2 separate regions of the Homo sapiens genome follow, and region 2 is linked to region 1. Evidence: chromatin loops called from intact Hi-C (ENCODE). Cell type or tissue: ascending aorta. All regions are shown on one strand. Each heading gives the region's core, and the rest is flanking DNA. Links, peaks and the distances in the headings are about the cores only. Region 1 has its middle 47 kb from the start of EGFL6. Region 2 overlaps EGFL6 (EGF like domain multiple 6).

The links. Hi-C counts contacts between places; a loop is a spot of excess contacts. Peaks named below come from ENCODE experiments on the same cell type or tissue, not always from the same donor. Only the 100,000 strongest peaks of a DNase experiment are listed, where the experiment ranks them.
Region 2: it touches region 1 in a loop (2.2-fold over the local background); 1 of 110 quality-filtered maps calls a loop at or near these places.

Annotation. Positions count from the first base shown.
Region 1 is chrX:13,520,224-13,525,612 of GRCh38, forward strand. No RefSeq gene overlaps it. Among named protein-coding and RNA genes, the nearest start is that of EGFL6, 47 kb to the right of the region's middle. In ascending aorta, for the core only: no CTCF peak of the experiment used is centred there; no DNase peak of the experiment used is centred there; H3K27ac peaks cover 1,701 bases.
Region 2 is chrX:13,594,294-13,599,682 of GRCh38, forward strand. It overlaps EGFL6 (EGF like domain multiple 6), which reads left to right. Exons shown (of 12, transcript NM_015507.4): 3 at 543-635. It also overlaps the pseudogene RN7SKP20. Among named protein-coding and RNA genes, the nearest start is that of MIR6086, 6.7 kb to the left of the region's middle. In ascending aorta, for the core only: no CTCF peak of the experiment used is centred there; no DNase peak of the experiment used is centred there.

The DNA of each region.
Region 1 (5,389 bases), core at 298-5,297:
CCACAGAACACAAAGGGCCTTCTGGCATGGCCTGGTCATACTGCATTTCTTGAGTGGGTGAACAGAAAGTTCCAGAAGCAAATATTGTACCATTGTTTTCATAGAATTTACTGTCTTGGTTCGTGTTCACAAATCCCTGAAGAGCAATAGAGGGATGATATGTTAAACATGTTTCCCTGCAAACTCTCCATTCCCTCGAACTGTATTTACTCTACCCTAAAGCAGAAAGTTTAATTGTCCCCCTGGATGTGCTGTGTGATGATATTTTGGAAAGAGAATTGACCAAGGAGCCAGAAAATATCTTACAAAAAAAATCACTCTTACTCTTAAGAATAACACCTTCTACATTTCCTTAACCATAAAAAGTATTACTCACTTCATTGTCCAGACTTCGCTTAAATGAAATGTGACTCTTTCAAACAATCACATCAACCCTGAAAGGATCAAGGTTTGTCATGACTAAGTATTTTCTAAAGTGAAAAGTTAAGAGGGTCAGAGGCCTGGCTTTTGCCCTGGCTAGTTATGTGTACTTGAGATTGTCACTTCTCTTTTCTGTTTTCTCCATCATAAAATAGGTATAACAATGTATTTTCAGTTTTTCTCAGAGTTGTTTTGAAGGTAAAATAATACCAGGTATATGAAAGCTCTTTTAAGCCTTTATAAAGCCTCACAAGTACAAGAGATTGTGGTTATGCCATGCACAAAATAGCTTTTCCAACCTGAAATGAATATGAATATTTCGGGAGATGTCTGTGTTGGGTCTCAGACTAATTTAGATTCCTAAATTTGATAACTGTCAGGTGGTTTCAGAGTGACTTGCTGATTATTACAAAGCAGTCTGGCTTTCTCCCTCTGGGTGAAGCCAGCAGAGAGGCCAGATATTTCTGGAACTTATATCCAGATGTTTCCAACATGCTTTCCAATTTACACTCAACTGCAATGGTATTTCTCCATTTCCCCAAAGAATCAGGAAATAGAAATGTTTCAGCACACAGAATTGAATATTCCCAGTCACGGCAAATATGTACCTTGACTTGGAGAGATTTCTGGTTGCCTGGAACATTGTCAGACAGACAGGGACTGGTAGCCCTTGGGCTTTTTTTTCTCTCATTTTTATTTCTTTCTTTGTTGTTTATCTTGTCAAAGACCTCCAGCCCAGGACTGCCAGGAACATACCTATAGTTGAACACATTGGGATTACTGCTTTTTGCAATGAGGGAGACTGCACACCATGGGGGAACCATTGGACATCTCATTAAGAGATTTTTAGAAAAAACTTATTTTGGGGTGTGGGCTTATGTTAGGTGATTTAGGGGAGGGTTTAAGGAAGCAAGGTTTTGCTTTAGAGTGGTTGCTGTTAAGAAGTGGAGGTAATTCTATTACTGGCCATATTTGGTCATTTTTGTGACCTCACAATGCTCCGTCTTCTGTAGTCACACATGATTACAGGCCAGTCTTTATTTTTATCTTTATCCATCATGGTCACAGAGTGGCCTTGTCTGATGTTGTTGGTTTATAAAATATTTATGTTCAATAGGAGGGCACCAAGACCCAACCATAAGTACCAAGCCAGCTTCTAGCAACATCAAAGTCTAGCTCAAGTTTGTCCAACCCACAGCCTGTGGGCCATATACAGCCCAGGATGGCTTTGAATGTGGCCCAACACAAATTTGTAAACTTTATTATAACATCATGAGATTATTTTGCAATTTTCTTTTTAGCTCATCAGCTATTATTCATGTTAGTGTATTTTATGTGTGGCCCAAGACAATTCTTCTTCTTCCAATGTGGCCCAGGGAAGCCAAAAGATTGGACACCCCTGGTCTAGCTGATAGTGCCAGGCTGCCAGGGGCTATTCTCTTTCTCAATCTTTGCCATGAAATAAAATCCAGATATAAATATCTACGCACAACAAAGACGTAGCTTAATGAATTTTTATAAGATAAACAGCCTTGTAACCATCATTCAGGTCAAGAAATAGAGCTTTGGCAGTCATCCCAAAAGCCCTTCAGTTGTCCTAGTTCAGTCACAGCCCAAAAGTAGCCACCATCACTGACTTCTAGTCATCACTTCCTTGTGTTTCTTTATCTTTGTAACAGACGGTGTCTCTCTCTAGACACTGGAGTTTTGTCTGGCTCATTTTTTAAAACTTGATATGATGGCCGGGTGTGGTGGCTCACGCCTGTAATCCCAGCAATTTGGGAGGCCGAGGCGGGTGGATCATGAGGTCAGGAGATCGAGACCATCCTGGCTTACACGGTGAAACCCCGTCTCTACTAAATATACAAAAAATTAGCCGGGCGTAGTGGCGGGCGCCTGTATTCCCAGCTACTCGGGAGGCCGAGGCAGGAGAATGGCGTGAACCCCAGGGGGCGGATATTGCAGTGAGCCGAGATCACGCTACTGCACTCCAGCCTGGGCGACAGAGTGAGACTCCGTCTCAAAAAAAAAAAAAAAAAGAAAGAAAAAGAATTACATATGTTTTCCTCCATCTTTCTTTTCTTATAATTTACCTATTGAAAAACCAAAGCCAGTCAATCTATAAGATTTGTAAGTGTCTGGATTTTGCTATTTCATATTCATGGGCAGTTCAACCCTGACCTTTGTCTTCTATTTCCTTCCACTGACATCTGGATTCAGAGGTCTAAATGGACTCAAGTTCAATTACTTTGGCAAGTCTGTAGGTGGTGTTGTATTCTTTCCTCAAGAGGCATATTAAGTATCCTTTGTCCCTTGAGCTATTTTTATAAGAAAAATGTATGCTTTCTGTTTTCAGGTGTGAAATGCTGATTTAGACAGAACATCCCCAACCCCTGAGGAGACCAGCTGTGATTAGGTAATCCTGCCCAGAGGAAACTCAGAAAACATTGTTGAGGAAGGCTTCTTGGAGCACAGAGTATAAGGGATGTCATCTTGCAGTTGTGCTAAACGTCTCCTTTCCCTTACATTACTGTGAAAATGTCCCTTTTAGTTTTATATGTGGTGTGGAAATGCCTGTCCTCTAGAAAAACTTAAAATAGAGCATGGTGACATCTGGCATAGATCATACTTCTTTGTGATATGATGAAAAATGCATGGTCTATTAACTGAAACTATTATTACTGGAATATAGGACTCTGTGCTTGCATCCCACAATGCACAAGGTACCTAATAGTCACTTCTTCACTGATTCCATGAAATAAGTAGGAAAAACATAGTTCATAATAACGAAGGGATGCTGTCCACCATTAACGGTGGTGTCAATCTCTCCATAGTCAATAGAGCTTCGTGTCATCTAATCCAAAAGTTAAAGAGGTCAACTAACAGAGATCATTAATGTTTTACTCATGTGAACAAATACCATGACTCTTGACCAATCTTCAGTGTCATACTTCCTTTTTCAGTCAAAGTTTCATCAGGAAGACAGGATCTATACCAGTTATTTTAATAGAGTGAATTTAATATAAGGAATTGGTTAATGGTGTTGGAGAACTGACAAGTAAAGAGAATCCTGAGTTGTCTCAGAGATTGTAACTGCAGGAAGCAGCCACTACCCCTAGGGCTTGGTGGGAACAGGGAGAAGAGGTTTCTGAACCTAGAAGATTGGAGGAGGGTCCCTATGAGGCTGTCACCCATGGCTCTGAGTGGGGAAACTTTCTGGTGGTCCTGATGGTTGAGTGGGTGGGATAAGGATGGTTCCAATGATGTAGGAGGAAAAACAAGAATTGGAACCACCTGCTAGGGAGAACCATTCATGAGAAGACACTAATAGGAATGTTAATAAACAAGAAGGAACACATTCTTCTCTCTCCTCCAGTCTTGCTGCATCCCTCTATTATCCCTTCATGGCAGAGTCTGACAGGGAGCAACCGGCAAAGCAGAAATGCAGCAGAGTGATTTGGGGGCTGAGAGACAAGAGCTTAATAACTGGCACACTTCCTTTTTTCTTCTGAACAGATTACTGTGATTACCCTTGTTTTCAAAGAAAGTATCAGTTTAATCTTTTGAAGCTTGTTGGTAAATACAAAGTCATTACTAAACAAGGGAGTGGGTATTGATGGGTGTCTTGAGTATGCTCAGCTCTAAAAGCAGTTCATAATTTTGAGAGTCAAGGAACCACAGCATGGGGTTTCAAGTCTCTGGCTAGTGGGCATTCTCCTCTTCCTTTGCAATAAAGTTCTCATAAATGCCAATGTCTTGGTTTAAATTGTTGAGCCTGTGGTCTGTTTTCCATACCACTATGAATTACTTCCCAAGACATTTTGCGTCCAGCCTTAGGTTTCTAATGGCTAGGAGCACAGGACATGTGGTTATTGCAGTTTTGAACTTTCTCCAAAGAGATCAGTCCTAGAGTCCTGCCCTTCTCTTTCTGTGTCATTATCACCAAAAGGCAGAAATGAAGGCTTTACACTATGAGCTTGGGCCCAAAATGGGCAGGATCTTTCTGAATGTGGGGTGATCAAGGAATCCTGGAAACTTTGGGGGGTTGTGCATGATCTAAGAGTTCCCTGTTATTGAGCAGAGCATCTGAATAAATTCTTTTGGGAAAAGGTAGCAAGTTCAGATACACATGGTACTCTCATTCAACATGTTGTGCCTAGGACAAAGGAGATACTCAATGACAGATTATCATTAATTTATTGACTACTTTAGGAAATGTTTATTGGATACCTATTGTGTGCCAAGCATTGTTTTAAACCCTGCTTATACAGCAATAACAAAGCAGATGATATCTTGCCCTCATGAGACTTGTATTCTAGTGGAGGAAACATACGATAAACAAATAACAGTGTAATGTGATATCAGGACATGGTAGGTGCTATGCAGAAAAACAAAGCAAAGAAAGGGGTAGCAAGTGACAACCAGGGATTATTTTAGAGAGAGGCCATCTGAGAAGACACCTGATGAAGATGGTGGTGTTTGGAGAAAATTCTCCATAGGTCTTTGCATTTCTTCCCATCTTTTGAGCAAACACATGGCAACATTTGTTCCAGATTATTTTTCCAATGATGTTTGTATAGCAGCCAGCCTTGGAAGATAGAGATGGTGTCTCTCTCTGAGGCAGAAGGCAGATTCATTTCCTGATCAGGATAATAAAGATAATGTCTGCCTCCAGGGCAAAGATTGGGCAGGTTTACATGCAATCAGGGGTTTTCTAAGCCCAGGGTTCCTGGGCTTTGACACAGAGCCACTACATACACAACATCCACCTTTGCATCACCCTATGGGACTCAGGGGCAAGAGATACTGATGTGAACAGAAGGCTCATAAGTCCTTTGTATCTGACCCAGGAGTCTCTACATTCTGCCCGTCTGTAGGGAACTATGGTCGGCCAACCTGTTAGCTTGTAAATAGGGTAACAACTCAAACCCTTCACAGTTTTGACAATTGGCTTAACCTCGAAGACATT
Region 2 (5,389 bases), core at 155-5,154, 74 kb after region 1:
GTGAATAAAATAGAAAAACAAATCCTACCTTTGTCATGCTTTCTCATGCCTCCATCATCATCCTCATCATCATCATGATGCTTTTAGTTCCCATCCTTAGGGCTAGAAGCAGCACCTTCCTCCCTCCAATCTGTTGGTTGTTCAGTCTGACTGATAATGTGCAGCATTAAAAGATTTTGATCATTTAAAAGAGAAATGGAGAAAATATGGAGGAGATGAAACGAGGCAAGAGACAGAAGGAAGGGGAATGACGTTGGCATTTGCCCAGGGTTACTCTGGAGTCTCTTCCAGTTCCAACATTATACTTATTTTATTAAATCTTTTGTGTTTGCATGCAAAACTGGCTGACTGTGGTCTGGAAGGCTTTATATTTCATTGAATACCACTGGAAGTGTGGTATTGCCTCCCTTCAAAGGGAGGCAGATTGTCCTCTGTATGTCCCCATGGAGTTCTCTGCCACACAGAACGCAGCGAAGTTTTGCGTGCATTTCACTACACTAACTACTGTTCTTTTATCATCAAGACATCTTTTCCTTCCACAGCTACATGCGAACCTGGATGTAAGTTTGGTGAGTGCGTGGGACCAAACAAATGCAGATGCTTTCCAGGATACACCGGGAAAACCTGCAGTCAAGGTCAGTAAGGTAGCCCAGGGTCATAGTTCAAATTCAATCATTGCAGCAGGGCTGGCGACTCAATATGGTACGCAGGATTTCTTAGGGTTTTTTTAAAGTCAAATCTTCAAATGAAGGTGCTTTCAGGACAAGTTTTTCAATCTCTTCTCCTTGAAAAATGTAAAAAGTCTGATGTTTTTGTCAAGATGCCCAATAAAAGGCCTTTTTTCTTTTCTTTTCTTTTTTTATCTTTTTTAAATAAGCTAAAGGTCTTTTATATTTTTTACTTTTTTATTTCATCTCTTTCCGTAACACAGAAAAAAAGAGCCTTTTTAAAAAGTAAATAATTTTATTGCTTTTTAAACTACCTATGTATTATAAGTATATTTTTATTTTTAAAAATCCAGCAGTGCAAAAAAATATAAACTTAAAAGTGAGAGTGATCACCACTAGTTTTTACTATAAGCATAGTTAAGTTTGTCTTAGATCCTGGAAGTCTTTTTCTGTGATAGTATAAATGTAAGTTTTTCTCATAGGCATCTTTGCATGTCAGCACACACAGAACTACTTTACATTTTTTAAGGCTGTATCCTAGTCCCTAGTGTGAATACTTTTATCCTTTGTGCAAAAATGTGCTTTATTTAACCATTATCATTTATGTTGTCTCCAATTTTTTGCCATTACAAACAGTGCTAAATCTAACATTGTTCTCTGCATAGCCCTGCTTTCTTGAATGAATATTTTTGTAGGAAAAATATTTAAAAGTGGAATTGTTGGGTTGAACAACGTGCATATTTTTATTATACTTCATATACTTTTTTTTTTTTTTTGAGACAGAGTCTCGCTCTGTCACCCAGGGTAGAGTGCAGTGGCGTGATCATGGCTCACTGCAGCCTCAGCCACCTGGGCTCTAGCAATCCTCCCATCTCAGCCTTCTGAGTAGCAGGGACCACAGGCACACACCACCATGCCTGGCTACTTTTTACAGTTTTTGTATAGACGAGGTCCCACTACGTTGCCCAGGCTGGTCTTGAACTCCTGGGCTCAAGCCATCCTCCCGCCTTGCCCTCCCAAAGTGCTGGAATTAAAGGCTTAGCCACCACACCTGGCCTTGATATATCATAACAGATAATTTATAACTTTCATCCTAGATTGTTTGTCTGAAAACATTAAAGAGATGATAATATCTATAACAGTGGTTCTCAACCTGGGTAATTTTGTCTCCCAGGAAGCGTTGCCAGATAAAATACAGATACCAAGTTAGATTTAAATTTCAGATAAACAACAAATAATTTTATAGTATATGTTTGTTCAAAATAGTATATAGGGGATGTGAGGGTGATCTGGCTGTGACATCTGTCACCCCATTGCTCACCTGGGTTGATTTGGCTGATCTGGCTGGCTAGGCAGATGTCCCCTTCCTCCCTCACTGCTCCATGTGTGTCCCTCCTGAAGCTGCGCGCTCGTGTGGAGAGGACGACCATCCCCGATAGAGGAGGACTTACCTTCAGTCAAGGGTATATTAGCTGTGCTCCCCTGCTAGCACCTCCAAACAAGCTCTCAAAATAGTATATGAGAAGTGTGTATACTTTAAAAGTATTAGTCATTTATCTGACATTCAAATTTATCTGAGAATCCTTTACTGTTTTGTTTAGAGATGGGGGTCTCACTATGTTGCCTAGGCTGGAGTGCAGTGACTATACTGCATCCATGATCTCCTGGCCTCAAAGCAATCCTCTCGCCTCAGACTCCTGACTACAGGCACACACCACCACACCCAGCTGGAATCTTGTATTTTTATTTGCCAAATCTGGGAGCCTTATCCCGGGCAACATCTGGCAGTGTCTGAGGACATTTGGAGGGGGTGCTACTGGTGTCTAATGGGTAGAGATCAGGGATGCTGCAAAGCACCTTACACAATGCACAGGATAGCAGCACCCACAACAAAGAATGATCAGACCCAAATGTCAGTAGTGCCAAGGCTGAAAAACCCTGCTGTAAACGTGGTGAATAAAAGTGCCTCATTGGAGCAAGGGATATGGTCTTTGCTATAGATCAGCAGATTTCAACTTGGCTGATTTTGTCATCCACAGGATACTTGACAATGACTGGGGACAATTTTGGTTGTCATAACTGGATGTGGGAGGTACTCCCGGCATCTAGTGAATGGAGCCCAGGGATGCCGCTAAACATCCTGCAGTGCACAGGACAGTCCCCACAACAAATAATGATTTGTGTCAACGGAAGTTAAGAAACCCTGGCATGAAGAAATCTTCAATAATTCAGAAAGGGTCCCCAGTCCTATAAGGAAGTTGAACAAAGAGCAGTAAATCCAATTCAGCTGCCCTTGGAGAATGGAGTTTCAGAGAAGACTGGACACCCACTCCACTCTACCACTCCCAGCCCTTGCTGCCAAGCCCAGAGGTTAGCCCCATAAACTGAAATAGCCGCTCTTTGAGCTGCCAGCCCTACAGTCTCGGAGAGCAATCTGGCTCTCTGCGTCCTGCCACCAGCATAGAGGCCAGAGCCCTGGAGATGTTTCTTAGAATTGCATGCAATTGCTTGAGAGAGGTGCTTCAAGAATCGTGCATTCAGGGTGGGCACAGTGGCTCACACCTGTAATTCCGGCACTTAGGGAGGTCGAGGTGGGTGGATCACTTGAGGTCAAGAGTTTGAGACCAGCCTGGCCAACATGGCAAAACCCCATCTCTACTAAAAATACAAAAATTAGCCAGGCGTGGTGGCGAATGCCTGTAATCCTAGCTACTCGGGAGGCTGAGGCAGGAGAATCACATGAACCTGGGAGGTGGAGGTTGCAGTGAGCTGAGATCGCGCCACTGCACTGCAGCCTGGGCAACAGAGCGAGACTCCATCTCAGAAAAAAAAATCATGCTTTCATAAGTAATAATTCAGCTATACCCTTCACCAGAGGTTTTACAGCAGAAAACTTGGTTTTCCATATGTTTTGGATTCTGAACCAAGATACTGTCTCAAGAGATTTGGAATAGAGACAATATTTTCCACGCTAGTTTTAAAGTCTCAGCAAAATATTAACGTTGAGGGAGTGGTCCAGTTGGATCAAGTTTTGAGGCAGTCTGTTTTCTTCCCACAGCCTCCCTGCCCTGTGGCAGCCTGATCAAAGTCCACGTACATCCATTAATGGTGACAGGCCTCAGCCCTCAACTCATGTCTTTCCCAAAACACTCTTCCAAGAAATGAGTGAGTCACCTCAGAGTTAGGGCCAAGCTATGGGATATTCCTGGGTTTCCCGTTATGTCCAATCAGCATTTTTCAATTTCCCCATTTGAAGAGGTTAGGTTCTATGAGGGAGATGGTAGGGTAAAGGGGATAGGCAGTGGAGAAGAGGGTTTCAAATGTCCAGCTAGGGCACTGGAAAATCCCCATATAAGGATATTTTCAGAGATGAAAGCAGCTCCTTATTTTCAAGAATCTGTTACCATGCTGACCTTTTGCCTTCCATGGAATTTGTTTGTTTTTTTCCTCTCTGTATGTTCCCTGGTAGAGTTAAGATATGAAACCCTCACATGACCACATTTCCAAAGGCGACATCCTCTACAGATAATCCTTTTTAAAGTTCTATTTTCCTTCTGTGTCATTTTTTATTTTAATAAAAATGTTACTTATTCTTAAGTTGTTGTTGTTGTTGTTGTTGTTGTTGTTGTTTTAGAAAACAAAAAAGCACAGAGAAGAAAGTCACCCTCGATCTTACCACCTGAAGATAACCATTAGTCGCATTTAGAGCATACCCTCCTAGGCTTTTCTTTTCCTATGTATTTTTTAAACCAATTTTGGAATGATCTGTACACAGAGTTTTGTAACCTTCTTTTATCACGTAACATCCTGTGAACGTCATATGTATATATTTCATATATATATAATTCACATATATATAATTCATATATATATTTCATATATATAATTCACATATATAATTCATATATATTTCATATATATAATTCACATATATATAATTCATATATATATTTCATATATATAATTCACATATATATAATTCATATATATATATATATTTTTTTAAATCATCCAGCCCAAATGTCATCCTGTGAACATCTTTACTTAGGATTAAATATTGTCCTCCAACTTCACCACTAAGAGCTGTCTGACAGGGCTCCCTCTAGAGGAATGTGAGCCAAGGCAATTTGGCCAGTGCAGGGGCCAGCCAAAATAATAATCGACAGGAGGCTGTGCTGTCAGCTTATGTCAGCGGCTGCTTGGGATAGCATGAAAGGCAGAAATATATAAATTATCTATTTCTAAATTATTGTTCAAGTAGTATACACATAGAATTGTGCATATATAAAAAATGTATGGCTCGATGAATTTTTCTAAATGCCCATGTCACTAGTATCTAGATCAAAAGCCAGAAACTTGGCCCTTCAGAAGACTCCCTCACACACCTTCCAGTCACTTCCACTGCCAGTGAGAGAACCATATGTTGACCTCTTATATCACAGATTAGCTGTGCTTATTTTTTAACTGTATATAAATGGACTCATACAGTATATACACGTTTATATCCAGCTTCCACTCAATATCATGTTTGTGAGATTCATCCATTGTTGCCTATAGTTGTCGTTTGTTCAGTTTCATTGCTATATAGTATTCCATTGTGTGAATATACAAGTCATTTATCTATTCTTCTGTTGGGAGGTGTTTGGATTACTTCTAGTTTGGGGCTATCTAGTATCATGCTATTATGAGCATTTTAGTATGTAGGGGAAATCCCAGGACTG